3 separate regions of the Homo sapiens genome follow, and regions 2 and 3 are each linked to region 1. Evidence: chromatin contacts called from ENCODE Hi-C data. All regions are on one chromosome and are shown on one strand. Each heading gives the region's core, a stretch centred on a gene start or an enhancer-like site at or near the end of the contact. The rest is flanking DNA. Distances are from core to core; before and after follow the strand shown. Region 1 has its middle 7.8 kb from the start of SLC22A8. Region 2 holds the start of TTC9C (tetratricopeptide repeat domain 9C). Region 3 holds the start of UBXN1 (UBX domain protein 1).

Region 1 (4,595 bases), core at 806-3,305:
AATTTTCCAATTGTGTAGGCGACCCCTCCTCCCACCTTCTGGAATCCCTTTGTCTTTTCTGCTTGAACCCCCTAAAGGGGTCAACTCCCTCAAGTGATTCCTTGCAGACGAAGGTAGGATCTCCTCTGATTCGTCCTCACAGTTCCTCCTTGCTGGCCTTCAGGAGTTTATTCACCGAGCAAACATCCAGCACCTGCTCTGGGCTAGGCCTTGTGCAGAAATGGATTTTGAAGATGGGAGGAAATGGAGAAGACTCAGAGCATTGCTTTGGAGAATGAAGGAAGAATGGAGGGGACAGGTGTCAGGCTCCCTGGGACACCTTACCACCACTTCCCAATTGGGATCTCCTATCTGAGCTGTGAGGTCTCCTCCCTGTTATGCCATCCATGCTTTGGGTGGAGAGCCTCGTTCCCACTCAGCATCTCTTTTCTCATTGTTTCCAAGGCTGGGTCTTTCTTGGCTCCTCAAATCACACCTCCTCCGAGAGGCTTTCCTGGACCATGCTAGCTAGAGCAGCTTTCTCTATACCAACCGTACACTCTTTATAGCACTCATCACTGTCTGAAATGATACACTTGCTTATTATCTATCTGCCTTCTCCCCACTCAACTATAAGGCCACAAAGGCAGGGCCTTCCTGAAGGATGTATTGGCTGCTCTCTGAACCCTTGGCAGGAGTTTGTGAGTTTATATTCCCCAGATGCTCTTCAGGCACAAAAAGCTAGACTAGAGGTTTTCAACAATGTCCAAAGGGTCTTTAAAACTCTGGAGTCACCGCCATCATCGGTAGTCCTTTTATCTCCACTGGTGTGTCCATGGCAGGGCCCTGCTTTCTGCTGTCCTTTGGGGCCCTGGAAATCCCAGATCTGTTTTCAGGAAACATTCTTAGCAGAGGTAGTGCTCTGTCCCAGACCACACTTGCTGGGCCTGTTTTCTCGCCTGCAAAAATGGGCAGAATGATAACTGTTGCAAGCTCATAGGGGTGTGAGGAGGGGAGTGCACGTCGTCCTGTGAGGTGGTAACCCCAAATTCTGTCATGAAGCATGGTGTCCCCTGGGTCCTGGCTGGGAGCTCGGAGCCCATTTTATACCTACCCCCAAGTAGTGCATGTATTCTGCCTGCCTTATTTCCTGCCCACAGCCCTTGCACAGGCCTGCTCTGCAGTTGGTCTCCCTCAGCATGGCAGAAGAGCTTAATGATAAAGATGGGCTGAGCTTCCAGGAGCAGACGGCATGGGACAGAAGTCACAGATGCAAGGGAAGATACTCAGAGCCTGTGAAATCCCCTCAACTGCTCCCCTCCCCCACCAACCTTGTCCTTGGACTTGCATGTCCCTCCTCGGGAGGGGGATTGGCAGATGAAACTTTATCATGATGAAGGCAAGGGCCAGTCACAGCTGAGCTCCTGCATGTAGAGGACTCGGCAGCAGGGACCAGTCTGATGATAAAAATGACAGCAACCGTATACATAGCTGCTTGTCAGGGGAGGGAACCTGGTGCTGGGGGTGAGGGCAGGAGTTCACTGTTGCGTGCATTCGTATCTGCCAACCCAACAGTGTTCAGAATCATAGATGGCTGTTTATCTTGGGCAGGGGGGCACTGGTGGCCCACCCCAGAGCTCTGATCTCATCTTAGCTTCATCAGTGCTGTTGATGAAATTCAGAGAAGTAAAGTTTATCAGGTTTTCAGAGAACCCAAAGCTGGGATACAAGGTGTCTAAGTAGGAGAACAGAATCAAGATCCAAAGCAGTTGGAAGGTTGAATACTGGGCCTGCTTCCTTCTGGCAATGTAATTTCAGACAAGTCTCATAAAGTTTTTGAGCCCTGGTTTTCCCATCTGCAAAATGGGGACAATGCCACCGACACTGCAGTGCTGTAAGGGTTAAGAAGACAGCCTACATAGAGCACCCAGCAGAGGCTGTATGCCTGGCACACAGTAGCCCCTCACTCACTAGTGGCTACGGCTGTGATGAATACCAATGTGAGCTCCTTAGGCCAGGAGCCTTGTCTTTCGTTCCTGTATTCCTGGTGCCTGGTATGGCGTGGGCACTGAACAAATGTTTGTCAGATGAATGAACAAGATGAATTTGACAGGGATAAATGTCAGTTCCTGGACTCGCATCCAAAGACCCAGCTGCACAAGGATGCAGTGGGGGAGAAATGGCTTAGCAACAGCACATGTGAGAAAAGCCGAGGGATTGAAACTGACAGAAATTCAGTCAACATGAGGTGGCTGCCAAAACCAGCCAGGGCAAACTTGGGTAGCATTATTAGAGGCTGGGTGCTCAGAAGAGGGAGGCCACGGTGGTCAGACCAGCCTCAAGAGCCACAGACCCTTGTACGTTTCGCCTGTAGGGAGGCTGGCCAACCAGATGAGGTGGGGAAGAGTCCTAAAGACCACATATCATGAGATGCGGCTGAAGAAACCAGGGCGCTGAGCTTGGAGAAGAGAATCACAAGGCACGTGGTGGCATTCAGATCTTGCCTCTTCCACTTGCTCTGGACAATCAACAGCTCCAAGTCCCAGTTTCCTCATCCGTAAAATGTGCAAGCCACAGGTTGGAGGTCACGCCGCTGCTGGAGAAGGGCAGAAATGGGAACCCGAGCCTTACTGGACCGGCCCCCCTCCGCCTCCCTCCTGAGCTCTTCAGCACGGAGGTTGTTCACGCTGAGGACAGCTGTCAGGGAAACTGTGGGTGGCCAGAGGCCTCTGTTTCCATTTTAGGGGTTGGACCAGGATCACAGGGGCAGCTCCTTCCAGCCCTAACCCTTCCTTCTCCTTTCTTCCACTTGTGGCCGATTCTATAGTCTGGGTGCTTTCCTGGCGGCCAGCTTCCCTCTATTTGCATGGTTTCTGCGTGTAAGATTTTGTGTGCAAAAGGCTGCATCTGTTCCTCTTCTTCCCAGAAACCGCCCGGTGCCTGCAGTGCGCCCGCCTGGTGTTCCCTCTGCTCCCTCTGGTGGCTATAGCGGGTACTGCACAGGGCTCAACAGAGCCAACCAGAATAGCGTTGGAATCAGACATCTTGGTAAAAGTCCCGGCCCTCCATCAACAGATGAATGGATAAGCATAATGTGGTATAACATACAATGGAATATTATTCAGTCTTAAAATGGAAGGAAACGATGACAACTGGATGAGTCTCAAAAACATTAAGTGAAAATAAGTTGGCACAGAAGGACAAATATTTTATGATTCCATTTATAGGAGGTATATAGAACAGGTAGATTCAGAGACACAAAGTAGAACAGAAGTTACCAGGGGCTCACAGAGGGGGAAAAGGGGAGTTATGGTTTAATGGGTACTGAGTTTCTATTCGAGATAATGAAAAATTTCTGGAAATGGATAATAGTCATGGTCACACAACATCGTGAATATACTTAATGCCACTTATTGTACCCTTAAAAATTGTTAAAATGGTAAATTTTGTGTTGTATATATTTCATTACAATAAAAAGTAATACAATATTCATAACACAAAATTTACCATTTTAAGCATCTTGCTACCTAAGGGCTGCATGAGCTTCATCAAGTCACTTAGCTTCTCTGGGCCTCTGCTTCCTCATCTGTAAAGTGGGGAGAGCAATACTGCTTACCTCACTGCTACCACCCTGGTCCAAGCCACCATACTTTCTCACCTGGAGGATTGCAAACTGCCTCCTTGATGGTCTCCTGGCTTCACTTTGGCCCTTCCCAACAAGTCTTTTTCTACTAAGCAGCCATAACATCTAGAAAACTAGGTTAGATCAGTCACGCTCCTGCTTAAAATTCTCCCCACACTCCTCTTTTTGACCAACAGGATCTGGTCTGTGATCACCTCTCCTGCCTCAGTACTTTCTGCCACCTCTCCCTCACCAAGATATTACTCCATGCTCCTTTTGCCTCCAGGCCTTTGGCCTCATTGGTTACCCTGACTTGAATGCTGTTCTCCTGATTGTCTTACATTGCCAGGTCATCCTTGTCATCAAGGTCTCATCTCAAATGTCACCTTCTTTTTCTGGGGATTTCATTTCTTACCAGCCACTCCAATGTTGCCTTACCTTCTAGCCATACTCTTATCACCTCTGTCTTGTTTGATTTTCTTCATAGCACCTGTCATGATCTGAAATTGTCTTATCTCTGTGAAACTGGGTCATTTTATGGGCTGGATTTTGTAGAGTGCAAAGTAGGGTATAGTTTTTATTTTTCTTCTGCCTCCATCCTTGCACTTGCTCTGTTGCTTCTCTCTCCCCACATTGTCTTTGTCCATTTTCTGTTGCCTATAACAGAATACCACAGACTGGGTAATTTAAAAAAAATAAAAAAAGAGATTCATTTGGCTCATGGTTCTGGAGGGTGGGAAGTCCAAGAGCATGGTACTGCATCTAGTGATGGCCTTAGTGCTGCATCATAACATAGTGGCAGGCATCACATGGTGAGAGAGGGTGAGAGAGTGTGAGACACAGACAGAACTGGGGGTTGAACTTATCCTTTTACCAGGAGCCTGCTTCCGGGATAACTAACCCACTCCTCTGATAACAGCATTAACCCACTGATGAGGGCAGAGCCCTCATGACCTAATCATATCTTCAAGTTCCCACCTGTTTTTTTTTTTTT
Region 2 (4,782 bases), core at 1-2,500, 290 kb before region 1:
GCCGCCGCCCGCCTCCGCCTCACGCGCCAGCACTGAGCCCGCGCGAGCGAGCGCACGCACGCAGGAGCGGAGGCCGCGCACGGTCCCGCTGCGCAGTGTTTGCTTCTCCTTCGTCTCCCCTCCCCCTTTCGGCTCACGGAGCCCAAAACAACGCAGCAGGGAGCTGTTTCCCCTCCAGGCCCTTGGTTCCCCAGCCGCGGGCAGGCGCGCGCGGAGGACGACGGAGTTCCTCCCGCTTCCTCCCGCCCTCTGGCGCCCCCGGGCCAATCGCCGCCGGTGCTTTTATCGCGCAGCCGCAGTGGAGTCCAAGACGGGCAAGGCTGGCTGCAGCTCAAGTGCCTCGTAGCACGGAAGCGTGTGCGCGCCGGTCTTTCAGTACTTCCAGCCGGGGAGTTCTGCGCAGCCGCCCGGAGCTCCCCGATGCCATGCCCCTCCCACCACCCTTACTTCCGTCTGACTTCCATTTGCTGTGGCGTTTTAGGGGTCGCTAGCCTCTTTTCCCTACTGTCTGTGCTTGCAGCAGTAACGACAAAAAAAAAGTCATTAGAGAATGTGTTGCAACATGTAAGCCTAGTAGCAATTGTTTTTCTGGCTAGGAAGCAAAAGGGCTCCCCAGAACGAAGAAATACTGTAATCCGGGCCCTCCTTTTTCCTCAACGCCTCAACTTCTACCCAGCAACAGAGGCCCTTGAACCCGCCCTTTTTCTCTTATTGGACAACTTGAATCGTCATTTGCCGTTCCGATTGGTCATCCGTGATCGTCCGGATTTTTCCAATTGGCGAAGCTGCCAGGGGAATTTTTTTTTTTTTTTTTTCCCAGGTTGGTCCGCTGAGGAGGCGGGGTCGTTTCTGCGGGATTATTTTTCCGGAGCCTCTTCTGATTGGGTGGTGTGGCGCAATGCGCGCGACCCTCAAGATACCAAACTGTACGCATCTCTGACCCTTTCCTCTCCTTGCTCCTGCTGGTAAACCGAAGCCCAGGAGACTTCCAGGTTTGGGCATCTGCAGAGGGCGAGGAACTGGTCACGGCGCCGGGTGGGCTTGCAGCTGTGACGCTTATGTGGACACCTCAGTGTCGCTGGTGGTTCACCTCGGCTTCCCAGTTTATTTATTGACGTCAACAAATAAATGTTGAATAAGGAAGAAGAGTTAGAATTGCTTGAAGCCCTCTGGAGTTTTAGCACTAGTCCCGCCCACTCCCTTCTACTTCCAGGTCGGGGGGGGGCGGGTCCAATAGAAAGGCGGAAGCCAGTGTCCCAGGCGTTCTCACGCCCGCAACAATTCCTGAGTAGGGCCTTGCTTGAGTTCTTCGGAAAGTCTCATCCACCCCCACATCGCCTCTTTAGGAAGTCACTTAATGTTGGGCTTCATTATTCCCACATCCCTTTCCTTACTACTTGCCTGCACTTCTTGAGAAAAAGACTGCAGAAAGGAGAGGTGGGGCTTTCAGTAGAAACAAGCAAACCGCAGGTCCCTGTGGGGGGACTCTCCAGGAAGAAGGGTAATTTCCTGCCTCCTTAAATTGGCTGCTACTGTCAGTTATTTTGCTCCCAACCCCAGAGCTTCACTTGCTCCTTCACTTCCCAGTTCCGCAAGAACCGTGGGCGACAGTTATGGAGAAGCGTCTGCAGGAGGCTCAGCTGTACAAGGAGGAAGGGAACCAGCGCTACCGGGAAGGGAAGTACCGAGATGCTGTGAGTAGGTACCATCGAGCTCTGCTTCAGCTGCGGGGTCTGGATCCGAGTCTGCCCTCTCCGTTACCTAATCTCGGACCTCAGGGCCCGGCCCTCACGCCTGAACAAGAAAACATATTGCATACCACCCAGACAGACTGCTATAACAATCTAGCTGGTAAGAACGGGGCTAAAGGGTGGCTAGAGAGCATTAAGACAGGAACATGAACATCTGTGAACATTGGGGGAAAAAACGCTGACTTTTTTTTTTTTTTACTGTCATCCATTTATTCTGCCATGAATTGGAATAACCTGTCAATCTGTGCGGCTGTAATTAAGTTGCCATAGAGCAGGGCTTCTCAGACTTCACCTGGAGAGTCTGTTAAAACACAACCTCCTCGGCCCCATCCCCAGAGATTCGGATGGGTCTGACGTGGGGCCTATCAGTTTGCATTTCTTTATTTTTTTATTTTATTTTATTTTATTTTATTTTATTTTATTTTTTTTTGAGATGGAGTCTCGCTCTGTCTCCCAGGCTGGAGTGCACTGGCGCGGTCTGGGCTCACTGCAGCCTCCCCGTCCCGGGTTCAAGCAATTCTCCTGTCTTAGCCTGCCCAGTAGCCGGGATTACAGGCGCCCGCCAGCCACCACGCCCAGCTAATTTTTTTTTTTTTTTTTTTTTTTGAGACGGAGTTTCGCTCTTGTTGCCCAGGTTGGAGTGCAGTGGCGTGATTTCGGCTCACCGCAACCTCTGCCTCCCGAGTTCAAGCGATTCTCCTGCCTCAGCTTCCTGAGTAGCTGGGATTACAGGCATGCGCCACCATGCCCAGCTAATTTTTGTATTTTTAGTAGAGACGGGGTTTCATAATATTGGTCAGGCTGGTCTTGAACTACTGACCTCAGGTAATCCACGCGCCTCTACCTTCCAAGGTGCTGGGATTACATGCGTGAGCCACCGCACCCAGCCCCAGTTTGCATTTCTAACAGCCTTCTGGGTATTGTTGATAGCTTTAGGTAATTTTGCATGCTATAGGGAAAAACTATACTTAAGGTCAGGCCATTGTTTATTTAAGGGACATTTAATATTTGTGAAACACGTTCATTTCTTTAGCTGCTAGTTTAGATCCCTTATATTCAGTGGGTCGTATAGCTTTTCCTCATTTTTCTTTTCCTTTTTCTTTTTTTGAGAAGAGCTTCGCTCTTGTTGCCCAAGCTGGGGTGCAATGGCACGATCTCGGCTCACTGCAACCTCCTCCTCCCGGGTTCAGGCGATTCTCCTGCCTGAGCCTCTGGAATAGCTGGGATACAGGCGCGTGCCACCACGCCTGGCTAATTTTTTGTATTTTTAGTAGAAACGGGGTTTCACCATGTTAGCCAGGCTAGTCTGGATTCCTGACCTCAGGTGATTCGCCCGCCTCGGCCTCGCAAAGTGCTGGGATTACAGGCATGAGCCACTGCACCCGGCCCAGTAATTTTTATTTATTGAGTGCCTATAACATGTTGGGCAGTCATTTACAGATATCTGCCATCTTCACAAAACTGCAAGGATTATCACCATTTTACAGATAAGGAAATCAGATCCTGTCACTGCCTGAAACACCCCATTGGCATCTCATCACACTTAGAAGAAAATCCAAACTCACCTCGAGGCCCCAGCACCAACTAGCTCTTTTATTTTTTTTGAGACTGAATTTTGCTCTTGTTGCCCAGGCTGGAGTGCAATGGCACGATCTTGGCTCACTGCAACCTCCGCCTCCCGGGTTCAAGCAATTCTCCTTCCTCAGCCTCCCAAGTAGCTGGGATTAGAGGCATGTGGCACCATGCCCTGCTAATTTTGTATTTTTAGTAGAGATGGGATTTCTTCATGTTGGTCAGACTGGTCTCAAACTCCCAGCCTCAGGTGATCCGCCCACCTCGGCCTCCCAAAGTGCTGGGATTACAGGCTTGAGCCACCACGCCTGGCCTTATTTTTTATTTTATTTATTTATTTTTTTTTTTGAGACGGTGTCTCACTCTGTTGCTCAGGCTGGAGTGCAGTGGCGTGATCTCAGCTCACTGCAACCTTTGCCTTCCAGGTTCAAGCGATTCTCCTGCCTCAGCCTTCCAAGTAGCTGGGATCACAGGCACCTGCCACCATGCCTGGCTAATTTTGGTATTTTTAGTAGAGACGGGGTTTTGCCATGTTGGCCAGGCTGGTCTCGAGCTCCTGACCTCAGGTGAGCCACCCACCTCGGCCTCCCAAAGTGCTGGGATTATGGGTGTGAGCCACCATGCCCTTCCCAAACTGGCCCTTTTATACACTTAATGTCCAAAGTACATTTCCACCTTCACACTTTTGTAGGCTGTCTTTCCAGCTAGAATGCCCTGTCCCTTGAATGACACTTATCCAGATTTGGACTCAAAAGTTGCTTCCTTAGAGAAGCCTTCTGTAGCTGGTGCAGTGGCTCACAACTGTAATCCCAACACCTTGGTAGGCCGAGGAGTTCAAGACCAGCCTGGGAAATGTGGCGCAACCCGGTCTCTACAAAAAATACAAAAATTAGCCAGGCATGGTTGTGCTTGCCGGTAGTCCCAGCTATTCTGGAAACTGAGGTGGGCCAATGTCTTGAGCATGGGAGGCCGGGGCTGCAGTGAGCCAAGATTGGGCCACTGCCCTCCAGCCTGGGTGACAGAGCAAGTAAGACTCTGTCCCCCGATTCCTCCCACCAAAAAGCCTTCCAGAAGCAAACAGCACTCTGACTTCATTCATTCTCTGTCCCGACATAGTTTTATTTTTCTTAAAGCACTTTTTTTTTTTTTGAGACAGAGTCTTGCTCTGTCGCCCAGGCTGGAGTGCAGTGGCGTGATCTCACCGCAAGCTCTGCCTCCCAGGTTCATGCCGTTCTGCCCCAACCTCCCGAATAGCTGGGACTACAGGCGCCCACCACCACGCCCAGCTAATTTTTTTTTTGTATTTTTAGTAGAGACGGGGTCTCACCTTGTTAGCCAGGATGGTCTCCATCTCCTGACCTAGTGATCCTCCCGCCTTGGCCTCCCAAAGTGCTGGGATTACAGGTGTGAGCCACCGCGCCTGGTCAGCACTTTTTTTTTTTTTTTTTTTTTTTTTGAG
Region 3 (4,582 bases), core at 2,009-4,508, 340 kb before region 1:
CAGTGGTTTACATGAAGTGGCCATGGGTGTCTGGAGCACCCCAAAGCTGTATCAAAGTTGTGCATATTTCCAAACATTTTTAAAATGAAAAGGCACTCTCATGTTCTCAATAAATAAATAAATAAATAAATAAATAAAGCAGCAGGCCGGGCGTGGTGGCTCATGCCTGTAATCCCAGCACTTTGGGAGGCCAAGGCAGGCGAATCACAAGGTCAGGAGTTTGAGACCAGCCTAGCCAACATGGCAAAACCCCGTCTCTACTAAAAATGGAAAAAATTAGCTGGGCGTGGTGGTGGGTGCCTGTAATCCCAGCTACTAGGGAGGCTGAGGCAGGAGAATCGCTTGAACCTGGGAGGCAGAGGTTGCAGTGAGCTGAGATTGCGCCACTGCACTCTAGCCCAGGCAACAGTGCAAGACTCCGTCTCAAAAATAAAAATAAAAAAGCAGCAGCTGGGCTTTTATTTTCTGTCTTACCATAGGAGTAAAAGGTGCCATCCAATGTACTCTCCACCCCTTTTAGCACCTCTCCTCCGCAACTTCCCCAGCAGTTAATCAGACCCAGAGATTACAAACAAGTGTCTTTGTTGGAAACTAAAGATGAGGAAGAGGGTCTACTGTTCCGTTTTAGCCTCTTCCTCTGCCTTAGTTTTGTCCCTCCCAGCCATTCAGGAAGGAGTCAGGCATGTACAGAACTCAGGGTCTATTTATTAGGAAGGAGATGTCAGTGCTTTATCAAAGATGAAGGGGTCACAGAGGGACAATGGGACAAAGGCCCTCAGCTGGGACATTTCTTGGCCACAATGAGAACAGCAGAAGGCACGAGTCCTGAAGATGGAAGAAAACAGGCTTGAACCACAAGGATACTTGGTTTTTGCTCCCAAAATTCCTGGCCTTGCACCATGTTCACAAAGCCCCTTCTCTTTGCATCCCTCCTTTTCCTAGGCATGCCTCCCTACTCCCCCAGTTTCTAGTCCTGGTTTCTAGTCTTGCAGCCATACCCAGCTCCTGCAGAGGCCGCTCCATGTCAGCTTCTGAGAAGGCCCGTCTGGGGAAGCCACTGAGCAATTGCACAGGGTCCTGGCCCCCACCTAGTTCCTCCCCACGGTGGAGCTCCACATAGAGCCTCACAGCTGCCAGCTGTTCCCGGGCCCGGAACGTCTGGGTCAGTGAGGTCCCATCTGGCAGCCTGACCTAAAGGGCAAGGGAGATACTCAGTATTGTGGGCATCAAAACTGAATGAGGTGCCCAAGTAAGGAAAAGAGCTAAAGCTGGGCCCCCTTCTTCTTAGATTGAACCAGCACAACTACTATTTAAAGCACCAAATGAACAGCCACTTAGGCTCCGCTTTACTAAGTGCGGATGAGAGACTCCCAGCTCCCTCACAACCTAAGAAAGACAAGGATAAGATTATACAAAAGAATCTGGATAAATACCACATCACCAGATAGCTACATAATAAACCAAATAAAAACATGAACAAGTAAAAGGGTAACTGCTGAGTAAGAGAGAGGTATGGGTTTAAATACAACTGGGGCAGGTGAAATTTGATACCTTTCCCAAGAGTAGAGATAGGATTTCAAAAGTCATTTACAAAGAAGGGAGAGATTTGGCAAAGGGCACGTTAACTGAAAAAAGCTCTGAGCTGGGCACCTTAACACGGAACAAAGGGGTCCCAAGAGGAAGATAAGAATTAGAATCAGTACCTGTATGCGACACTGGTCATACTCCCGCTTGGTGGGAGGCTCCTGGCTGGGAGAAGAGGGAACAGGACCTGGCTCTGGTGCCACTGGGGGTGGCTGAGAGCCCACACTGCCACCATACTAAAGGGCAAAGTAAAACAGTCAATCAGGTACTCACCCATCCTCAGGTGAAACAGATCATATAAGCCCATGCTTTCCCTCTGAAGCTGGAAAAGATTTACTAACCTGCCCACTCCATTACCCGTGGCGTCTTCTCAGTCACCTACCTTCTTGGCTCTCTCTGCTTTGTCCCTCTCGATCTTTTCTCTAACTCTTTGTCTGAAATGTAGACAAGAAGAAATTAGGTCAGACATCAACAAAGCAAATCTTGATTTCTTTCTCATCTGCTATCCATCATTTCCCCTGCCCAGACCTGGCTGCTAACTCCTCGGCCTTTTCCCTCCGCCTCTCCTCAGCAGCCCGGCGCATCTCATCTTCCTGTAGCCGCTGTCGTGCTGCTGACAACTCTTGCCCTTGTCTCCTGCGCTGCCGTTCCCGTTCCAATGCCTCCCGTTCCTCTCTTTCTTCACGCTCCCGCTGCTTCTGGGCCACCAGCTCCAACATCCTGTGTTGCCGAGGGAAAACAGTTCAAGAGAAATGGACAGAGTGGGAAGGTGTAAAGTTTACAATAAACAAAATTAGGCGACATATATCCCAAAGTAGATTAAAGGAAAAGAAAATGCCAAGAAAGAGGAAATGTGGAAAGGTCAAGGTTCTTTGACCAGACGTGTACTGGGGAGAGATGGAAGACGACCCTCAGACACGTGAGATTGTTGTTACTGTACCTCTTAGTTTGTTCCTGTCTTTCCTCTTCACTCAAAGCGGGTTTGCCTTCTCCGGCAGCAGAACCAGATCCTACAAACAAACAATCGGTATTATTATCCCTTCAGATTCTCCTCGGACCCTCCTGAATAATCACACCGTGGACCCTCAGTCAGGACCTTCAAGGCCGCCTTGCTCTGAGGAAGTGGGCTCCCGTCCCAGGATATGTCCAAGGGGAGTCTCTAAAGGCTCGTCCACATCGGGGTCGTCTTCGTGCTCCATCAGCCTGGCAGGGAAAGTGGGCGGGGAGGTTAGCTTTGAGGCTGCCCCTCCCGCCAGCCCCCAATTCTCCGCCACCCGGGACGAGCGCTTACCAGTCCATCGCAGCCTCGATGCCCTGGTTCCCTGTGAGGGCCAGAGCCTTCTCCCTGGGGGCAGAAACACCATGAATAGCGCCCACGAGCCATGGTGACGGTCAGGCTGGGGCAAAGGCCGAGACAGGTCCGCGACCCCCCACACCCGCAGGCCGGGGTTGGGGAACTCCCTTACGCGCGTCCCCTGGGGAAGCCCATCTCGATGAGACTCTCAAGAGCCGTCAGCTCCGCCATGGCGCCGACACCGCGGCTTCCGCGGGGACCTGGTGTGTGACGAGAAGGAGGGCGGGAAGGGTCAGCGCGAGGCAACCCGCCCTCGACACCCGCCGACGGGCGCTCGCTCTCTCACCCGGCTCTATAGCAGCCGGGAACACCGACGAGAAGAAAGCCGAGGGGAAGCGGAAGTGCCGGATCTGTTTGGGTCACGTGGGGGCGGATGTCGACGGGTGCCGCTGAGAACCATAAAACTTCTGGCCCTGCTGCCAGGACTTTCCGTGGGTGGGAACAGGGAGGCAACCCACCAAGCCAAGGCGCCAGGCTGCTGTGGGGAAGAAAGCTGGTGCGGCTCTGAAACCCGTGGGCGGAATGAAGCCAGTTCCCGGAACTTCATCCTGCCTCACCCTCCTTAGAAATTAGAAGGAATATGGTCCCTTAGCGCAATGCTTTGGGAAGTTCTTTGGCAATGTTTGCCAGGAGCAGAAGAAATGTCTTGCTCTTTGGCCCACTCATTCTCCTTAGGGAATTGAGCCATCCTCTGCCTGACTGCCAAAGGGATTTTTGCAAAACACAATCATGTAGTCCTGTCTTCACCTCCCTGCTTAAAAATCCGTGACACTTCCACCATCTAGGACAACTTACTTTTTTTTTTATTTTTTATTTTTGAGATGGAGTTTCACTCTTGTTGCCCAGACTGGAGTGCAATAGTGCAGTGGCGCGATCTCTGCTCACTGCAGCCTCCGCTTCCCGGGTCAAGCATTTCTCCTGCCTCAGCCTCCCGGATAGCTGAGATAACAGGCGCCCACCACCATGCCCAGCTTTTTTTTTTTTTTTTTTTTTTTTTAAGAGGGAGTCTCGCTCTGTCGCCCAGGCTGGAGTGCAGTGGCGCGGTCTCGGCTCACTGCAACCTCCGCCTCCTGGGTGCATGCGATTCTCCTGCCACAGCCTCCTGAGTAGCTGGGATTACAGTCCCACGCCACCATGCCCGGCTAATTTTTGTATATTTAGTAGAGACAGGGTTTCATCATGTTGGTCAGGCTGGTCTTGAACTCCTGACCTCATATGATCCACCTGCCTCGGCCTCCCAAAGTGCTGGGATTACAAGCGTGAGCCAACGAGCCTAGCCATTTTTGTATTTTTAGTAGAGATGAGGTTTCTCCATATTGGTCAGGCTGTTCTCGAACTCCTGACCTTAGGTGATTCACCCACCTCGGCCTCCCAAAGTGCTGGGATTACAGGCGTGAGCCACCACACCCAGCTATTTTTGTTTTTGAGACAGGATCTGGCTCTGTCGCCCAGGCTGGAGTGCAGTGGTGCAATCTTGACATACTGCAACCTCAGCCTCCTGGGCTCAAGCGATCCTCCCACTTCAGCCTCCCAAGTAGCTGGGACTACAGGCACATGCCACCACACCCGGCTAATTTTTCTTTTTCTTTTCTCTCTCTCTCTCCTTTTTTTTTTTTTTTTTTTTTTTTTTTTAGACAAAATCTC

The links. A loop is a pair of places that touch in the nucleus more often than their neighbours do. Pooled maps may share reads with other maps.
Region 2: a map of A673 shows a loop between it and region 1 (8-fold over the local background). The contact joins the promoter of TTC9C here to the enhancer-like site in region 1. A Hi-C loop is called at or near these places in 3 of 168 maps with a recorded cell type or tissue (A673, CD4-positive, alpha-beta T cell and OCI-LY7) and 10 of 50 pooled maps.
Region 3: a loop to region 1 is called in a map of naive thymus-derived CD4-positive, alpha-beta T cell, with 31 times the contacts of the local background. The contact joins the promoter of UBXN1 here to the enhancer-like site in region 1. A Hi-C loop is called at or near these places in 2 of 168 maps with a recorded cell type or tissue (CD4-positive, alpha-beta memory T cell and naive thymus-derived CD4-positive, alpha-beta T cell) and 7 of 50 pooled maps.

What each region holds. Positions count from the first base shown.
Region 1 is chr11:63,021,301-63,025,895 of GRCh38, forward strand. No RefSeq gene overlaps it. Among named protein-coding and RNA genes, the nearest start is that of SLC22A8, 7.8 kb to the left of the region's middle. Within about 2 kb of position 2,056, at least 3 of the 41 ENCODE cell types and tissues checked have a DNase peak (open chromatin) inside an H3K27ac peak, as active enhancers do.
Region 2 is chr11:62,727,236-62,732,017 of GRCh38, forward strand. TTC9C (tetratricopeptide repeat domain 9C) reads left to right here and starts at 1,251. Exons shown (of 3, transcript NM_173810.4): 1 at 1,251-1,851. The coding sequence starts at 1,614. It overlaps HNRNPUL2 (heterogeneous nuclear ribonucleoprotein U like 2), which reads right to left and starts at 222. Exons shown (of 14, transcript NM_001079559.3): 1 at 1-222. HNRNPUL2-BSCL2 (HNRNPUL2-BSCL2 readthrough (NMD candidate)) reads right to left here and starts at 149. Exons shown (of 24, transcript NR_037946.1): 1 at 1-149. RefSeq lists silencers at 1-42, 213-372 and enhancers at 633-682, 933-1,132, 1,523-1,632.
Region 3 is chr11:62,675,815-62,680,396 of GRCh38, forward strand. It overlaps UBXN1 (UBX domain protein 1), which reads right to left and starts at 3,259. Exons shown (of 9, transcript NM_001286077.2): 1 at 3,051-3,259; 2 at 2,876-2,929; 3 at 2,681-2,787; 4 at 2,525-2,594; 5 at 2,113-2,304; 6 at 1,967-2,018; 7 at 1,704-1,820; 8 at 999-1,191; 9 at 686-825. The coding sequence starts at 3,109. The coding sequence ends at 776. RefSeq lists an enhancer at 3,018-3,347.